Regions from separate parts of the Homo sapiens genome. Here all the other regions are linked to region 1. A link is an interaction called in ENCODE POLR2A ChIA-PET data of the cell type or tissue named here. Cell type or tissue: A673. All regions are shown on one strand. Each heading gives the region's core, and the rest is flanking DNA. Links, peaks and the distances in the headings are about the cores only.

Region 1 (7,875 bases), core at 1,843-6,842:
TTGTGAGATATTCAAAGAAATAGGAAAATGTGATACTAATGCAATAAAGCAGTTAATAGAAATCAGCCCTGTAATAGGCATAATGTCAACTTTAACAAAGATGCTAAAGGAGCTATTATAAATACTTTCTAAGAATTCAAGGACAAGATGTTCAAAGAATTACAGAAATATATAACATTAATTAGTATACTGAAAGGGATCCTTTGCAACAAAATGGAAATTTAAAACCAAAAAATTAAAGGAACAAATTGAAATTCTAAAACTGAAAAGTAAATGAAACTCTTTTAAAAAATTCCTGAATATCAGCAGATGAGAGATCTTGAAGAGGAACTTAGAAAATTTGATAATAGGTCTATAGAAATTATCCAATCTCAAAAACAGTAAGAAAAAGATTGAAGAAAACGGAACAGAGCAATATTTACCTTTGAATAATATATACATATGGTCTAGCAGATATTTAATTTGAATCTCAGCAGTAGATTGTGAATGTAGGAAAAAGTGTCTGAGGAAATAATGGCCAAATTATTCCCAATTTTGATGGAAAAAACAAACAAACATTGACTTATAGACCTATAAGTTCAGCAAATGCAAAATAGAATAAATACAAAGAAAGTACCCACATACATCATAAGCTACTAAAAAGCTAATACAAACTCTTGAAAACAGAGAAAAGAGACTTTATATGCATGCAGAGAGAAACCAATGTACTTGACAGCTGACAATGATACAAATTTTAGATAATTTTTCAAAAGAAATATGAAAATCAGAAGATAATGGAAGGATATTTTTTAAACACTCAGAGGAAAAAAGACACTATCAATTCAAAATTCTGTGTCCAGTGAAAATATCCTTCAGAAACAATAATGGAATAAATACATTTCAATATAAATTAAATCTATTATCAGTAGGACTTTACAATAAGAAATATAAAAGGGCTGGGCGTAGTGGCTCATGCCTGTAATCCCAGCACTTTGGGAGGCCGAGGCAGGTGGATCACCTGAGGTCAGGAGTTCCAGACCAGCCTGACTAACATGGTGAAAGCCGTCTCTACTAAATACAAAAAATTAGCCAGGCGTGGTAGCGCATGGCTGTAATCCCAGGTACTCAGTAAGTAGGCTGAGGCAGGAGAATCGCTTGAATCCAGGAGGCAGAGGTTGCAGTGAGCCAAGATTGTGCAATTGCACTCCAGCCTGGGTAACAAGAGCAAAACTCCGTCTCAAAAACAAAAACAAAAAAAGTATATATATGTGACATAAATATAAATATAAATATATAAACATAAAATATACTTATATCCATATATTTCACATTTATATGTAAAATATATTTTATATTATATAAAATAAAATATTAATATATTATGGAAAATATATTTTATATAAAAATATACACGTAAAATATATTTATATATTTCACATTATAATATATATAAAATATATATATAAAAGTATATTCTCCAGAATGAAGGAAAACAATGATAGGAAAAAACGCAAATCAATAAGAAGAAAGGAATAGCACTATAAATGGTAGATAAAGAGGCAAATATAAAATACTACTTTTTTGTCATAAATTCCTTAATATACAACTGTCTTAGTCTGTTTGGACTGCCATAGCAGATTACCATAGACTTTGTGGCTTATGAGCAACAGAAATTCACTTCGTGCAGTAATGGAAGCTGTGAAGTCTAAGATCAAAGTGCCAGCAAATTCTGTGTCTGGCAACAGCCCACTTGTTAGTTCATAGAGCACCATCTTCTCTTTGTCCCCTCACATGGCAGAAGGGACAAGTGAGCTCTCTGGGAACTTTTTTTTTTTTTTTTGAGACGGAGTCTCGATCTGTCCCCCAGGCTGGAGTACAGTGGCGCGATCTCGGCTCACTGCAAGCTCCGCCTCCGGGGTTCATGCCATTCTCCTGCCTCAGTCTCCAGAGTAGCTGGGACTACAGGCGCCCACCACCACGCCCTGCAAATTTTTTCTATTTTTTTTAGTAGAGACGGGGTTTCATCGTGTTAGCCAGGATGGTCTCGATTTCCTGACCTCGTGATCCGCCCGCCTTTGCCTTCCAAAGTGCTGGGATTACAGGCGTGAGCCACCGCGTCCCGCTCTCTGGGAACTATTTTTAAGGCACTAATTCCATTAGTGGAGGCTCCGTCCTCATGACCTAATTATCACCTCCCAAAGGTCCCACCTCCAAATACCATCACACTAAGAGTTAGCATTTCAGCATATGAATTTTGGAGAGCTGCAATTACTCACACTCACCAAGAAGACTCATATGCTGGACAGTAAAATATTTCTGAATATATTTCAAGAGACTTCAGTCATCAAATATGTTCCCTGACCATTAAAATAAAATACTTAATCAAAACAATAAGATATATAGAAAACGATTCCAAATTACTTGGAACTTAAATTATACACTTCACATAACCCATAAACCAAAGCAGAAATTACAAAGGAAATTAAAGAAAACTTCAAACTGAAGGATGATGAAAAATAGCACCTATATCAGCATTTAGAAGAAAAATTATAGTTTTAAATACCTCTATTAGATAAAATGATTTAAAGTGATCTAATATTTCATATTAAGATGCTAGAAAAAAATGAAATCCATAAATGAGAGGAAAGAAACAAAGATAAGAATAGAACTCAAATAAACAAAAAGCAAACATAATAGAAAATTTTAAAAGTGAAAAGTTTGTTCTTGGCAAATAATAGTAAACTGATAAACTCACAGTGTTAAGGGAGAAAGCCACAAATGATCAATCATCAAGAATAAAAACAGATATCTTTCACTCTTATAGATATTAAATGGATAACAAGATAATATGAACAATTTTATGATAGTACATTTGATAACTTAGATTAAATAGGAAATTTAAGGAAAAAATAATACTGATTTTACCCAAATTTTTGTTTAAAAGACAGGCAGAGAAAAATCCCACATCATTTTATGAAGTCAGCATTACCTTTATGCCAAAACTTTAAGAGATATTATAAGAAAAGAAAACTTTTGTGTCATAACGAAGACACAAAAATTCTCAAAAGTAGTAGAAAATCAATTTCAGCAATATAAATATAAAGGATAATACACCATGACAAAGAATGCAAAGTTCGTTTTTACATCTTAAAAATTAATTAATATAATTTGTCATACTTACAGAATGAGGATATATCATATGATAATTTCAAAAGATCCGGAAAAAGCATTTGAATTGTATTAGTCCATTTTCACACTGCTCTAAAGTACTGCCTGATACTGGGTAATTTATAAAGTAAAGAGGTTTAATTGACTCACGGTTCAGCATGGCTGGGGAGGCCTCACGAAACTAACAATCATGGCAGAAAGCAAAGGGGAAGCAAGGCATCTTCTTCCCAAGGCAATAGGGAGAAGTGCCCAGCCAAGGGGAAAGAGGCCCTTATCAGATCTTGTGAGAACTCACTCACATCATGAGAACAGCATGGGGGAACTGCCCCCATGATTGAATTACCTCCACCTGGTCCAACCCTTGACACGTGGGGATTATGAAAATCACAATTTAAGGTGAGATTTGGGTGGGGCCACAGAGCCCAACCATATCAGACTAAATCCAAACCCGCTGATTAAAAAAAAAGTAGAAACAAACTTTCTCATCTAATAAAGAACATTTTCTAAAAGGTCATCAAGTAACATAAAACTTAATAGTGGAAGAATAACTCCTTTCTCTTCAGATTAGGAACAAAGGCAAAAGCATCATTTCATTGTATTGGAGGCCTTATCTATGTAACAAGGCAAGAAAAAATAAAGTATGCATGTTGAAAACCAAGAAGTAATAAAGTTTCTATTCACAGACAGTATGATTATCTACGAGGAAAATCCTTTTTGAACGTCTCAGAAAAAGTACTACGTTAATAAATAAATTTAGAGTTTACAATATGAAAGTCCAATATAAAACAATCAACTATATTCTACAGACCAGCAATAAATATCTGAAATTTGAAATTTAAAAACAACATCATCCAAAATACAAAATATTTAGGGGTCAATTTGATAAAAGATATTTGTAAACCCTACTGTAAAAACTTCACAACATTGCAGGGTGAAAGTAAAGATCTAAATAAAATAAAATACAACTTGTTCATGGATTAATCAGCTCAATATTATTAGGATGGCCATTCTCGCCAAACTGATCTATACATTCAACACAATCACAAACATAATCCCAACAGGCTTTTTATTTTTCAGATATTGACAAGTTGATTCTAAAATTCATCTAGAAATATAAAAACCTAGAATAGGCAAAATAATTTTGAGAAAGAACAAAATTGGATGATTTATTGGATTTTAAAGACATGATAACGAAGACTGTGGTATTAGCATAAAGGCAGGAATACAGACCAATGGAAAAGAATACAGAGTTTAAAAATAGGCTGACACATATAAATCAAGTGATTACAACAAAGGTGCCAACATAATTTAATAAAATTCAGATATTCCAATTGGGAAAAGGATATTCATTGTTTTCTAAGCAGCAACAGCTACAGATAGGAGGTAGAGGAACACCCCTCACAAACCCACAAGGGACAATATCACTGCCAAGAGGTCATGGATAATTAGGCAAAGCTGAGATTAGTACTGCAATTACCCAGTTTCCTGTCCTTGATTTAATCCACTGAATCACTCAGTCCTTGTATTTGATTTAAAGTAACGTAGTCAAGTTTCTCTAATTGACTTGAAAACAACTGAGAGCCAAATTGCAGTTATAGTGGAAAAAAATGTATATGGGATGAGCATCATAAGATGGGGAGGAAATTCTTTTTTTTTCTTTTAATCAAACAGATTTAGGTTTCACTTTTCTACCCCCTTGTTTGATGGTTGAAACTTCTTGGAAGAAAAAAATATTTCCATTAATTAGATGTAATTTGCTTCTGTTATGAGTGAAGGAGCGTTAACAGCAAATTTATTTTTGTTTCATATAATGTATAAGTGAAAATAGAATATATTTTTGTCAAATAAATTATCTCTAGTCTAAGTTATTTTTAATTGTAGAAAGCTCATTTTGGAGGAATCATTTCTTAATGAAATTTAGCTTGATTTAAGAAAAAAATTATTGCATAAATGCCTCATTTGTTCCTGCTCATTTGAATTAACAGCCAAAGTAATATTGTCTCAAAGAGATATTTTTTCAAATGTGGTTTATACAGCAATAAGTTATTGATGTTAACATTTCCAGTCATTATTACTACAAAGCTAAATATCACCAAAATCTTTTAATTTATATTTGAAACATAGGATGTGATCAAGGTTGGGAGGTCCTACATTGAACATATTATATTTTTCTCTTATCTCCTAATGAAGTCCATATAATTTAATTTCGTTGCATCATGTTCTGATAATATGTTAATTTTTTAAATGCCATTCTTCCCAACAAGCAAAAATACAAACCTAGTATATAGAGAAAAAGTCATGTTGTCACTGACTGCTTTTTAAACACAAAGGCTATTATTGGTGGCAGATGGATTTTTGTTCTGAAAAGCTTCATCTTCCTCTTCTGTTTCCCGCCAACACACAATTAAGTGGAGCTTTGGTAATCAAATATTTCAGTGAATTTGGATTGTGAAAAAGCAAATTTGGACCTTGTATCATTTAGCACTTATTGTCCATGCAAGATAAAGGTGAATGCTTTAGTCTGAACTATGCTAACCATCTATAAAGCTGTTTCATGAAACAATCGTAAATCTTCTTGATTGGGCAGGAATTCCCTGCTCTAGTTACATTATTTCACCAAATACGTAAACATAAGCCTGGAATTTTTTTATTTTTATTCTCTTCGTTGTGCAACTTAATTTTGTAAGGACCTACTTGCATTTAGTTTTCACTATTCACTTTATTTTACTTTAAAAAAAATAAATGGGGCAGCAAATCATGGAGTACAGGGAACAAAGGACAATACATAGGGAGTCCATTATATATGAAATTATTTGCATACTGTTGAAATCAAGAGAGCTTTACATTTTGCCTCTTAGCTTTCTCTGCCATTCTCATAATCACTTAAAGGGGATGAGTCATCATTAATGCAACCACTAAGAAGGGCAGTAAAGACCTCAGAGAAAAGGACTCAACTTGAGGAGTCACTGAATTCTAAGTTTCAAATAACACAAATATGCATTGGCATATTAATGGATACATCACAAGGTAGTTTTATCTCGCTACAATTAGATTATACTCCATAGAAATTTCCTAACTAGAGGGAACCTATTGCAAGAGAATGTCAGTGAAAATTATACATGTCTTTCTGAAGAAAATTCTGCCCCTGAGCTTGTTTTTAAAATGACAAACTATCAGAACCTGAAATTAATCATTTGCCATGACTGTAAAAACTGCCACATCAACATGCTAAAGCGTTCTTTGAGCCAATCCTTTCAGTTGCCTATCTTTATAAATGTCTTCCTTTCTTCTCTAATCTGTTCCTGGGTTCTTCTGGCTGGTAAAACTGGAACTGTGCCACAGTTTGTGACTGCATTGGACTTCCTGGGTACATAAGAAAATCCTCCCCACTTTCTTCCCCATTTGAAAGTTCCCTATTACGGCCAGGCGCGGTGGCTCAAGCCTGTAATCCCAGCACTTTGGGAGTCCGAGGCGGGTGGATCACCAGGTCAGGAGACCGAGACCATCCTGGCTAACACGGTGAAACCCTGTCTCTACTAAAAACATATAAAAATCAGTCGGGCTTGGTGGCGGGCTCCTGTAGTCCCAGCTACTCGGGAGGCTGAGGCAGGAGAATGGCGTCAACCCAGGAGGCGGAGCTTGCAGTGAGCCGAGATCGTGCCATTATTGCACTCCAGCCTCGGCAACAGAGCCAGACTCCGTCTCAAAAAAAAAAAAAAAAAAAAAAGAAAGAAAGAAAAAGAAAGTTTCCTATTACTAGCCTAAATATAACATTACTTAGTTATAGATTGCTTTATTGTAAAGTGTTTTCTTTCCAGAAATTAATTACCAAAGTTGCCTAATCAGCAACCTAAATATAATTTGATGCTAGTTTCACCGTTTATAGCACAATTAAGTGCCCTAGAAATTCATGAAATTCTTATGCTTCAAATGTTTTATAAATACCATCACCTAGGGACTTTACCAAAAGCATCAAAGATTCACTTTGCCTTTTATGCCAGGAGAATTGCTTCAGTGCTGCTACTTCTTGTGTCTGGCGTTGGAAAAATTTCTTAACTCATCCTGTGTTGCAATGCGGAATTAGAATTTGAGAATGGGGAGAGTTTCCCTACTGAAAGGTCCAGAATGAGAAAGAGCTTTGTCAAAGCAGGAATACATCAGCTTCAGAACATAGCAGAAAATCCCTTCAAAGATGACTTGGTCCCAAAAAATACATTTAGTGGGCTCTATCCCGTTAGATTCTACAAGAAATGTTGACTCCTTGAGGAAAACATGTATTCAGTTGATTTTTATTTGCGTTGCCTTGTGATCCAAAGATCAGAACACTGTTAAATTCTTTGTGAGCATCACAATTGTTGCTTATTCATTTTTTGTTTTATTATGATTATCTATTTCTATGCTAGTATATATCTGTCTTCTCATCCATTGACAACTTGAACAAAGCAAGGATGAATTATTTTAGATTTTCAAGAATTCTAGGTGTGTATATTGCATGCCTTTTATTGTTACCAAACCGGTTGGAAGACTCCTGGTGCCAATGTTTTCATGTTTCTGAATACTCATGAATAAATCTTATTTTATACATGTTTCCAAAGAAACTTTGAGTTTTACAGGGATTTCCTCCTCCATGCAAGTAATCATGCTAGAAAGGAAATAATTACCACTTTGTTAATTTGTTTATACATTTAAAATTGAATTGCTAATATTTTCTAAAGTCAGGGTGTATGT
Region 2 (7,875 bases), core at 1,452-6,451, 92 kb before region 1:
CCCCTCTGCAGGGGATTTCTGATTTCTTTAACCTTCACTGTTTTCCAGAAGTACATGGCTCAGGTAAAATTCAACATTGTCATCTTTTATGTATAGGCATATTTTATGGATATAAGAACTGCTCATCTTAGATTCCTAGTCTCTAGTGTTGGCCTGACACATAAAAGAATTTCAGTGTTTCATGAGGTCAAGGGTAAGACTCCTTATCTTGTAAAGGCAAGGGTATGAACCTCTTGTACATACTCAACTTTATTTCTGCCTTGGTTTCATTAAAGAAAAATCCTTCAGACACTTGTTAAAGATGGTAAAGAAAACTTTATCCAAGAAGAGGACGACTGCAGTGGTGCCTTTGTTAATAGGAGAGAGATCAAGCTCAACTTTAAATACAACAAGGACAGGTGGGGATCAGTTGGTGAAAAATTAGTATGAGGTAATATAAGGCTAGGGAGATTCCAGCTCAAGGTAGGCCAGGGTGATATTGAGAGTGAGGGATAAGAAATTTGATCAGATATTGAGGCTGGGAGATTTTTTCATTGAACTGATTCAACAGGATTCATGCAAAAACTGGACTAAACACACCAAAGACAAAGACCAAGTATAGAGCCTAATCAGAAAGAGAACTTGGAGAAGACTGACTCCAGTTTAGTCAAGGATTCTTTGTCAGTCTAAAAATATTAGCAGGCAAAAATCTGACTGTAGGAAAATAAAAGAAATAAGGTGGACCCCAGCCATCGTAATAACTCTAAAATCCCTGAAGCTCAGGCAATCCTATTTTAAGCATATTTGACAAAGAACAGAAGGGGCTTTGTGATTCCTAATTAAGATCACAGCCTACCACAAAAGCTGGTTCTTCAGGAGAAGTGTGAATTGATTTTGCATGAACAAGAGCTAGTTTAAATTGACATAGGAAACCACTTCTGCAGACCCGCTGACTTCTTAATCAGAAGCACCTCCATCATCATGGCCACACTGCCTTGTTAGACAATTGAGGTCATTTGTTGTGGTTGCAGGTGTCACTTGCATTATTCTTATCTTCTAGTTTCACACTGATCTGATCTCTTCACAACATTAAAAAGACCTGAAACCCCATCTCTACTAAAAATACAAAATTAGTCAGGCATGGTGGTGCATGCCTCTAATTCCAGCTACTTGGGAGGCTGAGGCAGGAGAATCGCTTGAACCTGGGAGGCTGAGGTTGCGGTGAGCCGAGATCATGCCATTGCACTCCAGGCTGGTGACAGAGCGAGACTCAGTCTCAAACAAAACAAAACAAAACAAAACAAAACAAAAAGACCTGATTCACCTTAACAGATTTCTTCACTCCTTCCTGCTAAAATAAAGGCCTTTTGTGTTCTTCAAAAGTCTAAGGGAACTGGAGATGAAACAGTACCTGGGGAATTTAGAGAAGGAAAGTGGAGGCTCCCCGCAAAGGAACACAATTCTTAGGGTGGAGAAGAGATGCAATTGAGGTTATTTTATTCATTCAGACTTTGCTGCACATTGTCTCTTTAATGACAAAAGTTTTTAGATGACATATTTATAAATAATTTTCAAAATAATGTTGTTAAATTTAGCCTTTGACTCTATCCTATGTATTTTCCAGAGCTGATAAATAAAAGTTTCTGCAAAGTCAGAATTTATTCTTTTATGCCTCTGTCAATAATGGATTAGTCAAAACAAAAGGATTCTACGTGTGTGTGTATAGTGATTACATCATGCTGTTCCACCTCACTGCTAAAGATTATCATGCCTCTGGAAATATTTTGATTCTGAAAAGATATGGCCTGACTTCCTTAGTGCCAGAGAAAAAAAGTCCTGCTATTTTCCACTGTTTTCCTTGCTAAACCTCTCATTCTGTTCCTTCAAACTCATGTCCCAAGTGACTGAATCAAACATCAACGCTATAGTCTTAAATACCCCTAAGCAACTCCCTGAAGTGCTTGGAGGACTACTCAGACAAGGTACTGATGGAAGATTTGATTGATGATTCATGGGTGCTGTAGACAAAAGTGAAGTGGTGGCACGAAGCTAGAAAAGGAACTGCTGCTAAGACTGAGTATTCTCCCAGAAACTGTTCCCTAACACACCTGGATTACCTTTTCAAAGACATACACATACTCATACACACACAGAGACACTCTGCTTTTTAGTGAATGACAAAATGATTTTGTTGTATATAACTTTTTTTTAACCAATTAAAGAGAAAACAATTACATTAACTTCAAATCTATGGCCACGGTAATTTTTTTTTCTCCTCCATTTGGCTAAATGTTTGATAATTCCAATATCATTTCACTCGTGGATAGATCACGCTTCTGAATATGAATACTGGGCTCAGGTACACTCCTCACATTTTGTGAATCCTTCACCTAATTAATAGGAGGTGAGTCTCTTAACCTGCTGCCCAGGTCCCATGGCAGATTATTAGCACTATTGCTTTGATTGATCTTTTTAAGTGCTCCTCTTGGGAAAGATATTTGAAAGTCACATTTAAATAAGGATTCAACAATTACTGAACATTAATTCTCTTCTAGTCTCAAATGCTATTTCTGGCAAAGGTTATGGAGACAATTTTAATGGGAGAAATACACCATTATTTAGTTACTCCTGATTCCCAATACACGGCAAATGGTTTGTGCTAATTTTTTTTACTGATCTTCTCTAATAATATGGATTTTCATTCACATTTGAATTGTAGAGAATAAAGCAAAAGAGAAAAGAACTAGAACTCACGGAAGCTTATTGTATCTCTTCATTCCAAATACAGCCCTCAGTGACACGGCATCTCATTCAAAGCATTTAAATGATGCAATTTAATTTGTATCCAACAAAATTCTTCCTTTACTCTCTCATCTGTCTTGTTCTCAATTAATAGAATATAGCAAAATCAAAAGGCTTTTTCCATTTAGAATCATAAAGCTGAAAAGAACCAAATCTCATTCACTAAGAAAAAGAGACAGACTCAAACAGTGTAAATAATTTTCCCAAAGACACAAAATTTCATAGCAGCAAAACCATGACTTGAGACCAGGTCTCTGGACATCCAGTCTTCTCACCTCTGCATAATGCTGCTTAAATATAACTTGTGAATTCGCTATTTTTGAAAGTCAAGCATATATCTTTTCCTACCCTGCCTTCAGACAAAAATTTAAAATGGAGAAAATTCAGATTCCAAAAGAAGTAATTATGTAATTGCGATGCATTTGAAATTTCTAATCTATATAGTAAAACTGCTTATGGAAGGAAAATAAAGGGGAACCATGAAATCAAAAAGGGAATGAGTTTGAAACTCTCTTAAATTTTACAAAACTTTTAAATGAAGATATATATTTTAGAAAAACAACCAAAATGCAAGCTAATGGCTGAGAGAGACATTAAAAATACAAAGCAATGCTAAATGCAACTTCACAAAATTTTTCTACTGTCAGGAAGGTAAGAAACCAATAAAGAAAAAAATGAGAATATTGGTGGATGAAACAGGAAATGAAGAAGCTCCGGATGGCAAATAGCTCATCTAGTAAGAAGGCAAAGAGGAATATAATTCACATATTAAATGAACACAAAGTATCTATCATCAAACATTGATTTTGCATTTAACCATCAAAGGGGACTTCGGTCAAAAAGTAGAGATAGTTAAAGTAAACCAAAGGTGCCAGGCCACAGAAGTGAAGAAAAATGATTACAGAATGTTATTTAAGGGAAAATGAGAAAACAGTTGAAGTATGGCTAAACAACAGGCTGTTTTATCCATTTGTATGCACATGTAAATCATATTATCTTCATAGAAAGTTTACACATGTCCAGAAAAACCTCTGCTTTCTCCCTTGAGCAAGCAAATAGTCCTGTTTAAATAGCAGCATGCTTGTGGAGGTTATAGGTGGCATTAATGACATCAGGGCACAGATAGGTCTTCTAAACCACTCATCCTCTTTGGAAAAGGGCTTTGTGATATGAGAAGCCATGGATCATCTATTTACTTCCAGTCCTCAGTGAGAAGAAAACTAGCCTGCCCATCACTGAACTGGCATGCCAGCTCTTGGAGTTTCTAACACACATAGCTAAGTAGTAAGAGACAGGAACTTCCTCAGGTAAGCCCCAGTGCCTGCCATTTCAAATGCATAACATCTCCCTTAGGCTCAAAATTAGTATTAGTACTAACATTATTTATAATGTTTTCTAAAATGTATCTTTCACAACATTTTATAATTATATACGATGCTTAAATTTAAAAATTCTACCTTTGTGCCAAAAATGCATACATCTTTTTCATATACATCTAATGAATAAGACAGAAATTCACATGATAGCTTTTTCAATGGCCATCAGTAGATATCACTACAGAAAGGCACACATAACCATGGTTAAATGAAAGAAGCCAAATTTAAAGTTTTCCAGAGGCATCAGTACTAATTTCTAGGACAAATGTCAATCACATTTGAAGTTAATCAGCAAGTACCCAGCTGGTTAACAGTGGGCAATTCAAGTTTTATTTGGACTACATACCCACCTTGTGGGGAAGACAGTTAAAAGGATACTTGTTCAAAGACAAAAGCTGCCTGTTGTGGTAGAAGAAAAGGTAGGATCTACTCTAATGCTCTAGCCATATGCTGCAGAAAAAAGTTATTTTTTTGTGGCCAATATGCTGTGACTAGTTTACTCTACGTCCCCACCTTGTGATCCCTAGTGGATAGGGGTATGAGGGGTTTCCTGGAGAAGTGGGGAAGATGATTCAGCCTCCAAATATCAGCTCTAGGACAACGAGTGTATGAAGGACAGAAAGAAATGAAGTTACTCTGGAAGCTACTATTGGATGGGAGGCAGGTGGGATATCCCTGAGAGGAAGAAAATCTTACTGAGGAGGAGAGCATTCAGGTTCCTTGACCTTGATCCTGGATCCCAGATATTGTTATTGAGAAAGCAGACTTCAGCACAGTGGTTTTGTTCATCATTGACTGCATAACATAACCTTATTCAAATAGGCATGAGGCATTTATTTCTTTTATAACACTTTCATTCTCTTTTCCTCTGATGGGTTTTCATATGAAAATGTAAAGAAAAGTTATATCTTGTGTGTTTGGGGTACATAATCTTTGGTACACTCATGAGACTATACCACGCTTATGCATGTCATTGGTCATGCACATTGAGTCAGTAAGGTGTAACACTCAGGTGGTATTGTTGAAAGTCCACTCTGCAGGTTGGAGTTGGGTAGGGCTAGAGGTTAGGGGAAAGGGGGAAACACAAAGAACAAAGCAATCCTTTAGGAAGCATAATGAAGAAGCAGTAACTTCTGTGAGTAGAGTATTCTCACTTCTTCAGGAGAGCAGCTTCCACTTCTGGAGATGCAGAAGATTTAGAACTTTCAAATCAAGCAGAGCAGCACTTAAGCAGCAACTGCTGCATGAGTCAGTAGGGTGGAAAACAGGATGGGTGAGATGGCAGGCAAACACAGAAGTCCAGCAGAAATGGTGTGTAAGAAACCAGTAACCACACCTGCTAAGGTCAGGGAGTTGGTATTTGAAGTCCCAGTGACTGTATTTGTTGAGGACAAGAAATCAATCCAAAGGTAGAGAAAGAGCTAAACATTCCCTCCTCTGTGTTCTCAAAACATGAATTACAATGATTAATAAACAGCAAGCATCCATCTACGTAACTCCCTCACTAAATTGTGAGCTTCTGTATGGGTTGGGACCATGTCTTACTCACCTGTCTGTCCCCAACACCTCAAGTAGTACTTGGCATAGAGTAGAGGCTCAAAAATGACTAATGAAAGAGAAAGTATAAAGACCTTTGGAAGAAGCAAGCTGAATAGCAGAAATGATACAGTGGTGGTAGTTAGAAGACTGCCTGTTATAATTCTGCCTCTGCCTATAAACCAGCTGTGAGACCTTGGAAAGCCCTTTAATATTTCTGAGATTCAATTTCTTTATTGGTAAAATAAAGATATTCTTCAAGATTGCTCTAAAATTCTATTACTGTGAAAATAAAATCAAGATGTTTTTGGAAGTTTGCTTATATTAGCTAAGTTCCAGCTTTTACTAGATGTAGCACCTCAAAAAATAGTGTATGTTAAAACACCTAAAGTGTTGAGATTTTAGCTCATCCTAGTAATGTACTAAACACTTAAAATTAACTGAATTATTACCTCAATGATAAAGTCACTAAGTTGTGAGAAATACATTTTTAATTTCTCCAATGTGAAAATATATTGTTCTTACCACTCCTATGACAAAGCTGTGAAGTTATTATTACTTTGCAATAGTTTAATTTCTGATAATGCCCCTGGAAGAGAATAAGCAGCTATGTCTTAAGTTGATGAGCTCTGTTAATCTTCTAGGTGATGCCTTTTTTACAGAAAGTAAAAATTGCAATTATCCTGGATGGCTTCATTCTTCCAAGGATGAGGGAGTTTTGTAAAGATTAGGAACATTTAAAATAAATTGTGTAAGATCATATTTATTTGTTTAATTATCTATGTAAGCCATAGCATAATGAAAATATTGTAATTGTGCCACTTTTCAAAGAAACACTAAGGAGAAAATTGTAAACATCGCGGATGGGGAATTATGCACACAAAGACTAATAGCCACAATAATGTTATTCAGAACTGTGCTGGTAATTTGCCCCTTAGGGGGTAAATTTAGAAAAAATATGTATAAGGTTTAACCACATGACTATCATTTAATGGGTGTTGTACTGCAAAAGCCACACACACCACATTGAACATTCAATAATAGTTTTTATTTTTTAGTTATTCTCCTGGTGGCTCCTCTAGTATCTCTAACTGCCGTGTTCTCAAACACAGCATTCTTTATATGGCGACTGCCCAACAAGTAAAATGAACTGGTGCTTACAACATATGATTAGCAATTAGAAATATTTTTTTCTTTCCACATTTAATTACCAAGGGCTTATTCAAGAAAAGGAACAAAAATAAAATGAGTACATGGTGTTTTTCTCTCTTGAGACCTAGGAATCTCAGCTGGTGGAATCTCTTTATTAAGCATTTCACTTCAGGATTATTTGTCAAAATATGTTATAGGAAATGGCTTGCTTTTTATGGATAAAAGAGAAACCTATGTTTTGTTTGGGAACTATGCTGATTATTCTCCATTTGCCAGTTCTTATCCATTGTTTTCTATTCTTTTCCTACTCTTTGCCCCAAGAGACTGACCCTATGCATTGCATCTCTCAGACTTATTTGTTAGTCGGCTTCCAGTTAAGTAGGCCTGTGAGAAGGGACCAGCAAGTGATCAAGGGCCTAGGCATCACCTCTCTGTTAGTAGCTGTACATCTCCAGGACTGCTGCTCCTGCTGATGGTAGACCAGCTCTCATTGGGCTTCAACAATTGTCTTTACATTCCTTATTCTTTCTAACTCAGAGAAGTTAACTGAATCTTACTTTTGTGAGTTTCTGGGTCCTCATCATCCCTATTTATTCCTCTGACTTGTCCATACCTTTGAAATGGAACTTTAATAGAAATCTTTTTATTGAAACCATTAGGAGTGAATTCGGTCTTCTTCTAAGACACTGGCAATAAATCTTAATGGCATATGCACTTAATGATAGTTAATGATACATACTTTTTACATGTCGAGTTGTTGCTTGATTATAAGTCAACTATTGCTATTCCAGTTATCTGTGCACTGTTTCGTTATGTGACAAAGTACTGTAATGGATACTCCTACCCAAATAAGTAAATTACTGGATTAATTGGAGGTACAAGGTCCTTGCCCCTTGCCTCAATTTGGCACAACTCTGAAGGGCCACATCAACTCCAGAGCTCACCGTAAGATTAGCTGATGCATCATTAGTTTCTTCACTATGGGTCAGCTTCTCCCTCTGCCCAATCTTGCAAATGTATCACCTAAGAA
Region 3 (7,875 bases), core at 1,155-6,154, 130 kb after region 1:
TAGCAGTGCCTTTTTTAAAGAAAGAGGTGCGGACAGTGCAGTGGCTCACGCCTGTAATCCTAGCACTTTGGGAGGCTGAGGCGAGCAGATTGCCTGAGCTCAGGAGTTTGAGACCAGCCTGGACAACATGGCAAAACCCCGTCTCTACTAAAAATGTAAAAAAAAAAAAAAAAAATAGCCAGGCCTGGTGGTACACGCCGGTAGTCCAAACTACTCAGGAGGCTGAGGCACAAGAATCGCTTGAAACCAGGAGGCGGAGGTTGCAGTGAGCTGAGATCGAGCCACTCACCGCACTCCAGCCTGGGTGACAGAGCGAGACTCTATCTCGGAAAAAAAAAAAAAAAAAGAGGTGGCCATATTTGTATCACAGGAATATCCATCTTCAACTTTTAAGTAAAAACTTAATGAAATCTGAGATACAGAATAAAAGTAAAAGTACTTAATACTGAATTTTAAATATGTTGGTCCAGAAAAAAAAAATCTGTCTTTTTTTTTCTCAGCTAGTGGCAATAATATAACCTAGTGTGTTTCTCTTGTCCCCTTGTCCATTAAGAACCTGATAGCTAAGTACTACAATTAGTCACAGTAAAAAAGATTAGGCATTTCTTTAGCCTAATTGTTTTATCTTCCTTTGTATTATTCTTATTTTGATAGTTCTGCTGCAATGTTATTTTTTTTCATATTCCTGTGTTTGTGGTAAGCCACCACAATGGAATACAAAGAAGCAGAAGAGAACACAACTTATTACAAGCATATAATATTCCATATACTTTATATACTTAATATTTACAACAACCCTCTGAGGTTTGTATTATTCCCATTTTACAGATGAGAAAACAAATTCAGATAGGTTTAGTGAATTTGCAAAGCAAATAAAAGTTAATTATCTGTGAATCCACAGCTGGAATTTTAACTCAAATGTTCTCAATACCAAGCCCATATCCTTTTTACTATAGCACAACACCGTTTTCCCTTCTACAGGAACTGCAGTTACTCTATGAAAGCTGGTGAAGGATGTTTTACTTGGTCGTGATTATAATATAATTACAGTACACACATACACACACACACACGCACACACACACATGCACACACCTACCCTCATTTGATGAAAAAACACAAGGCAAGAAAAACTTGAAAATATTCACATGACTAGGTTCTAAGCCCCTTCTTGACTCCTGTTACAGTGACTTTTTTTTTCACCCTGAAATCAACCAAGGAAAGTTGCACAAATAAATATCAGCTCCAAGGGACCATCCAAAGCAAGAGAGAAAGTGAGGGCTGTCCCCATTTATAACCTCTGAAACCAGAGCTGGAAGACTGGGATCCCAGGTCAGCTCAGAGGTTTCCCCAACATTCTTGTATGTGAGAAGACTGAAATCTTTTAAAATTATCTCTACACTGCAGTGGATTTACCAAAAAAGAAGAAAAAATTGAAAATTTATCTCTACTGCTATACTGCCAAAGAAAAGTGTAATCATTAAAATTTGTGAGGGAGCAATTAGAATGGGTGGACGTGTAATATTAAACTGTTAATAGATAAATCTTAAATGTTTTGAGTGGGGTAAGGTACTTATGAAATATAAATTTTCTACAAGTGGAACTTCTCCAGATTTCTGACTATTATGATCTCCTCCTAGGGACAGAAAAGAAAAGCACATTCACATAGATCCAATTATCCTTCACATTACTGGGAAGATACTGTAAGGTAGATATTGGAGCAACTTGTTAATTGTGATAATGATACAATCAAAACAAATGCTATTAAACAAAATGAAACATTATCAGCCATTGTAATTAGAGAGCACAATTTAAATAATCCATAAAATTTTTTTGAATAATAAAGCTGTTCTTATAGGATTTACAGTTTCATCTGCTCCTTTTCCCTCCTAGCTGGTAAATTCATCTAGCTATCATTTATTTATTAAAGTGCTTTAATCAAGGGAACTGCTCTATCGTCACATTTTATTACAGTTGGTCCTGAGCTGAGCACAACAGGAGGTTATAATTGTGCTATGGAGCACCCCTACAATTAGACACTAAAGTAAAATCACTCTATTGCTGATTAAATTGATTTTTATAATTAAATAGTCTTTACTTAAAATAGTAAAACTGACACAAAAATATGTTCTGCCTTGTTCAGCATTAGCAGGTCCCTATTTGCATCCTGAGTTTTTCATCCAGTTATGCTTAAACATGTCTTTAGAATTTGTTATTTGCTTTGCCTATATCCAAAGCAATTATATATTTTAAGGTACTCTATAAGGCTCAATTAATCTTTTTTTTTTTTTGAGACATAGTTTCACTCTTGTCATCCAGGCTGGAGTGCAATGGCTTATTCTTGGCTCACTGCAAGATCTGCCTCCCGGGTTCAAATAATTCTCCTGATTCAGCCTCCTGAGTAGCTGGGATTACAGGCGTGTGCCGCCACACTCGGCTGATTTTCTTTTTTTTTTTTTTTTTTTTTTTTGTATTTTTAGTAGAGATGGGGTTTCACCATGTTGGCCAGGCTAGTCTCTAACTCCTGACCTCAGGTGATCCGCCCTCCTCGGCCTCCCAAAGTGCTGAGATTACAGGCATGAGCCACTGCACCTGGCCTCAATTAATCATTTTTGTTGACTCCTCTGGAAAGTGGATCGAGACTGTCACTTCATTTGCAAGTGGAGAAGAGGGCACAGTAAGCATAAGTGAATTATCAAGGTCAAATCCCAAGAATAATTATAAGTACTGTCTTAAAGTTTTAACATATTCATCTTAACATTTGTCTTTAAATTTTAAGTGGTATCAAAGTGTTTAAAAGTAAGAACTGTGTAAAATGAAGCCATTTCATTATTCTTTTAATGAACGTGGTTAGCATGATGTCTCAGAACCAAGAAGTTGAAGATGGCCAAAATGTATAAACATTTAACAAGTTATAGGATTAATAATCAAATCAAGTTTTATGATTAATTAGTTTAGGATTGAGTTATAGGATTAATAATCAACCAAATACCGAGATCAGAACTAAAATACAGTTTGTACCACATGGCCATGGTTTGGTTGAGGAGTCACAGACTAGCATGACTTTCATATGTACTACTCATTAAGTAGCTTTGCAACTCACCCTATGAGCATATTTCATGTAACTCACATAGTTCCATCAGTGTTGTCAGCTTTGACAACATACAAGAGATTATTTTTTGAAATTATTCTCACTGCAAGAAATAATTTAAAAAATAGTATACAGTAAAGAACCTTACAGAAGCAGTGAAAATTATGACTCATCCAGCTAGATATGGATTCCACATTTCAATGTGCCCCTAATTACACACCTTAGAGGAGTCTGGTTGATGATATCCCATAAGGAAAATACCCTCTTAATTGATTCATTACCCAACCAACCCCAATCCGCTGTTGGCAATGACAGCCACAGAAGGCTGTGTGAGTTATTGACAAGGATTATTAAATTACTCTAATCCAGATACTTTTCAGTTCTTTACAGTAAATTAAAATAAGCTCACACGAGTTGACAAGAACAAGACAAATAAAAAAAAGAATGAAGGTCACATAAGAAAAAGCAACTAAAAGTTTTTACATCATTCATTCATCTCACAAATATTTATAGAGTGTGTGTTTTGTACTAGAGGTAGACTAGGTGTCTCAGATACCATGGAGAGAGTAAACAGGCATGACCTTTGTGCTGGTTAGCATTATCATTTGAATGAGAGAGAAATATTTTTTAATTCTACTTATCTGCTTTTGAAAGTAACACTAGAGAACAAAATAAAATGAAGGCAAACTTCACTCCTCTTCTTTCCCCTTTCTTGCTAGTCATCAGACGCTGAGGCTCTGAATCTAGTTAGTGTGAGCTTGAACTCATTATTTAATTTCCGTGTGCCCGTGTCTTCGTTAGTAAAATGAGGGAAATAATGGTACCCATGTTAAAAAATTATTGCAAAGATTAAATGAGTTAATCAATGTAAAATGCAATGTAGAACCATGTAGGGCCTACAATAGGAAAACAAACGTTAGCATTTGCTATTATAATAAAATTTTTGTTACAATTTATCTGACTTGTAGCCTTAAGTGGTTAAAGTAAAAATCTTCATAGGTAGTGACAATGTTGATGTTACAAAGCCATGGTAAGTAAAGAGCTAGCTTATTAATGGAAACCACTATATCAAGGGTCAGGTTGTTTTGTCCAGGATTAGGCATGTCTGCTCCAGATTACTGGTGGTACAGAACAGCCAAGGTTCAGATTGAGGACATTTGTCCAGGGCGTTGAGAAGTCCTTTCAGGGAGAAGAAGTAACTCATCAGTAAAAGATCAAAGCTATGAATCCAGGATGAGGATGGCAAGGTGAGGCTGAGCATTGAAAATGTCACTCAAATTGATGTTCAGCCTAGTCCTTGTGCTCTTGCTCCAGGCCTAGAATGGGGCATTACCAAAGAAAGAATGCAAAGTAAGTTTTCTTCCTCCCAACAGAATCTCCTTAAGAAGTTTAAGGTGTCAGCAATGGCAATGTCAGCAATCCCTGTGAGACTTGAGCGAGCACTAGGGACAGTAGCCAGGCACTCCACAGACTTGACTGGTCCAGCTGCCACTTTTGCTTCTAGCACGCATAGAAGCTTTCCCACAAGAAGCCAGAGCTGGACAGGACACCAATAACAGGTACCACAGGATGATCAAGAGCACTAATTTACAAAGGCTATATGAAACATCCTTGTTAGGAAATTGAATACATTTGGGTGAAGAAAGTGAGAATTTTTAGATTTTTGGCAAAATGGGCATTAGCTTATCCAGAGAAATACTGGTTGTGTGTCTTACTTTGACACTGTTGTTAACTCTCAATTTGTGCTTTTTAGGGTATTCTAGTTCTGCTACTCTAAAAAGCACTTTAGAATTTTTTAATGGGTAAACATTTTTTAGATGTGTTGTTAAAGTGTTTAATCCTACCTGTAGTTTGGAAGCAGCAATATTTTTCTTATTTTCAACAGAGAATAAACCTGACTTCCTTTCCTGGGAAGTAAAAAGTGCTCAGTATCATTTTAATAAAAGATTAGGTTTACTCTCATGAGCAATCATTGCATCCTGCAATGATTTTTGGCACACTGATACTACTTTTAATTTGAGTTGAAGTTTACTAACTATAAGCACAAAAGATGTTGTTGCTTTCTAACACATAGCTCCAGGGTAATATGAATTAATTCAGGAAACAGATTTCATCCCTGAGCAAAACATCACTAGTTCTAGATTAGGGAAAGTTTGAAAGTTCGTATCAGACAGCCTCAGCTCAATGTCTAACTTTTGGTTTCCTGCTACACTGAATAATTTTTAGGTAAGTGAGTTTTTAGCAAACATACTGAAAAATGGTTCTCAGTGAGTGCTGTTCTTCAAAAATGAATTCATATATCTGAGAACTAACAACTCATTCCAATGAAGGTTGCTGTTACTCAAAACTTGATTAGAATTCATTCTGGAAATTTTTTTCAGAGCTACTTTACAAACTGTACAAAACACCAGATCTATCAGTATAAATTATATGGTCCCATCTATCCTGATCCTCAATTTAATATCAGGTTTGGTTCAGAATTCCTTCTGTCCTCTTCCAAAGCATCAAACCCAACAAAATGAAAATAACCTCTGCTGAAGTTTTTCAGGAGGAAATTCTCTAAAGGTTATATCTCATGAGAGTTGTAACAGCATCTTGAGCAATAATAGGGTAGTTACAATATGTTTATAATCTCCTCAAAAGCTGTAAGAGGAAAGATTTTTATTTGTATACAATTAAAAATGTGCATTGTGGAATACATGTAATTTGCATACTTCCACCCAAAACATGAGTTTCAGCAAGGCTGAAGCAAAAAATTGTATTTTGGAGTTGGTCATTTTGAAAATTGAGTAGCAAGCAATTACCTAATACCAGTTCTTCATAAATTATTTTCTATGATTAAGTTTTATTTTGGGGTATTTTCTGATTTTTTTTTAAACAGGTTAAATCAGTGCCATTCCACTACATCTAAGCTCATCTCTGCATTCCCCCAGGACTTCAGGTTTGCTATGCTGTATTTTACTAGTGTATGGTGTATACATGGTGGTCTGTGTATGGATGAAATTGTTGTTATTTCCTGGATAGCTCGATTTAGTTTTATGTTTGAAAGTTTTTGTTTACTTTCAAAAACCTTGACACAAATCGACCTAAGTAGGTTAAAAAGCTGACTGTGGAAGTTATATTTTCTCAATATCTTAGATCAACAACTGAATCACTCTTAAAGGTAAAATGATTTCCTCAACTCCTGGAACACAATATATGTACTGACCTGTGTCAGTCAGGAAATTCAGAATGCCAGATTTCTGATGAAAGGCACGTTTTCTTAGAAAGGGGCCCGCCCATTCCTATATAATGGGGGCAGGGAATAATAGCATGAGCATCTGGTACAGTCTGTAGATCAGTTTTTTTGGCCCAGAGATCTGATGCATAATAGCATTATCGCAAATCCCAGACTCACCACCATTTGCCCATGAATGTTAGTGGATTCTGGCTGCACAAACAAAAACAAAAGCAGAGGATGGCCATGTCAGGACCTGTCGACTATTGACATACAGAAGATGTATGAATGCAGCCTCTTGATGATCAAGACGGAAGGAAGCAAGCATTGGAAGACTACCAAAAGTAAACAGTTTTCCTTGTCCCTGCAGGCATACGTGCAAAATAAATCATTCCTGAGATGGTGATTAATGTTTTATACTTTCTACTTCTCCTTCCAATTAAATTAAATTAAGGTACATCTAGTTACTTATGAGACTGAGTTCTTATGGCCTTCTCGAAGGCTAGTTTACTATTAATGAATGTGGTTTGCTGTTGTGCTTTTCACATCCCTTTAATGGCCTTGATAATGGTGAAGACATTCAATGTTATTGTGTTTCCTCCATTTAGTGGGTTTTATCTTAGACTCCCCTGGGTTGGGGTGAATTGTGATTTAGCAAATAGACCCATTTTTTGTGCTCCCCGCTGGGTTTTCTTCCAATGTCTGGTAGGTGCATAATTGCTGCTGCTTTTGACACAGCAGCCCCATGTGAACTGTAATGTTTGTGGGCTGATGCTTTGATCTGGAGTGAAATTTTATGAGATTTAGTGCTGTGTTATTGGATATTCTTCCTCATACCTTTATGTAGCTTCATATGCTGTCATTTTACCTATTTGATACTCGTATTGATTGATAAATCACTTCCATTGAATACTTAACCAGGATTGGATCCTGTTTGCATATTTCTAACATGAACTGGTGTTGTGTAGGTGTCCTAAATGTTAATGAGCTATCAGCAACACTTCCTTCTTGGCTCTGTGTTTAGAATGTTCAAGGTCCACATGATGTGAAAATCGTAGGAGTCAATGTCCAGCACCCCTGAAAAGATCTGGGGGATCCGTTCAAGATCTTCAATCTCTCTAAGTTTCAATTTCCTCACCTGCAAAATATTTTATTAATGGCTTATTTTATTAATTTTATTAATGGCTTACTTTTAATATTTATATTGATATGTAATATTTGTACATATTTGTGGGGTACATGGACTATATTGATATATGTACACAATGTGTAATAATCAAATTGGGGTAATTAAGGTATCCATTATCTCAAACATTTATCTTTGTGTTGGGAACATTGCAATTCTTCTAGCTATTTTGAAACATATAATAATAAACAATATATTGTTAATTAGAATTCTCCCCCATACGATTAAATACTAGAACTTATTCCTTCTATCTGACTATATTTTTGTATCCATAAACCAAGCTCTCTTCATCCTCTCCTCCCCCTTTCCCTGCCCTTCCTGTGATAACCACCATTCTAATCCTCACTTCCATGACATGCACTTATTTAGCTCCCACCTGTG

What was found. ChIA-PET counts read pairs that join two places held together with the same protein. Peaks named below come from ENCODE experiments on the same cell type or tissue, not always from the same donor. Only the 100,000 strongest peaks of a DNase experiment are listed, where the experiment ranks them.
Region 2: POLR2A ChIA-PET joins it to region 1 with 5 read pairs; 2 of 35 experiments call an interaction of 5 or more read pairs at or near these places.
Region 3: POLR2A ChIA-PET joins it to region 1 with 8 read pairs; 3 of 35 experiments call an interaction of 5 or more read pairs at or near these places.

What each region holds. Positions count from the first base shown.
Region 1 is chr3:102,511,158-102,519,032 of GRCh38, reverse strand. No RefSeq gene overlaps it. Among named protein-coding and RNA genes, the nearest start is that of ZPLD1, 80 kb to the right of the region's middle. In A673, for the core only: no CTCF peak of the experiment used is centred there; DNase peaks (open chromatin) are centred at 4,592, 6,032 and 6,472; H3K4me3 peaks cover 2,138 bases; H3K27ac peaks cover 1,760 bases.
Region 2 is chr3:102,602,929-102,610,803 of GRCh38, reverse strand. The region is part of intron 9 of LOC105374016 (a long non-coding RNA gene); the gene reads left to right. Among named protein-coding and RNA genes, the nearest start is that of ZPLD1, 170 kb to the right of the region's middle. In A673, for the core only: no CTCF peak of the experiment used is centred there; no DNase peak of the experiment used is centred there; H3K27me3 peaks cover 438 bases.
Region 3 is chr3:102,377,119-102,384,993 of GRCh38, reverse strand. No RefSeq gene overlaps it. Among named protein-coding and RNA genes, the nearest start is that of ZPLD1, 54 kb to the left of the region's middle. In A673, for the core only: no CTCF peak of the experiment used is centred there; no DNase peak of the experiment used is centred there.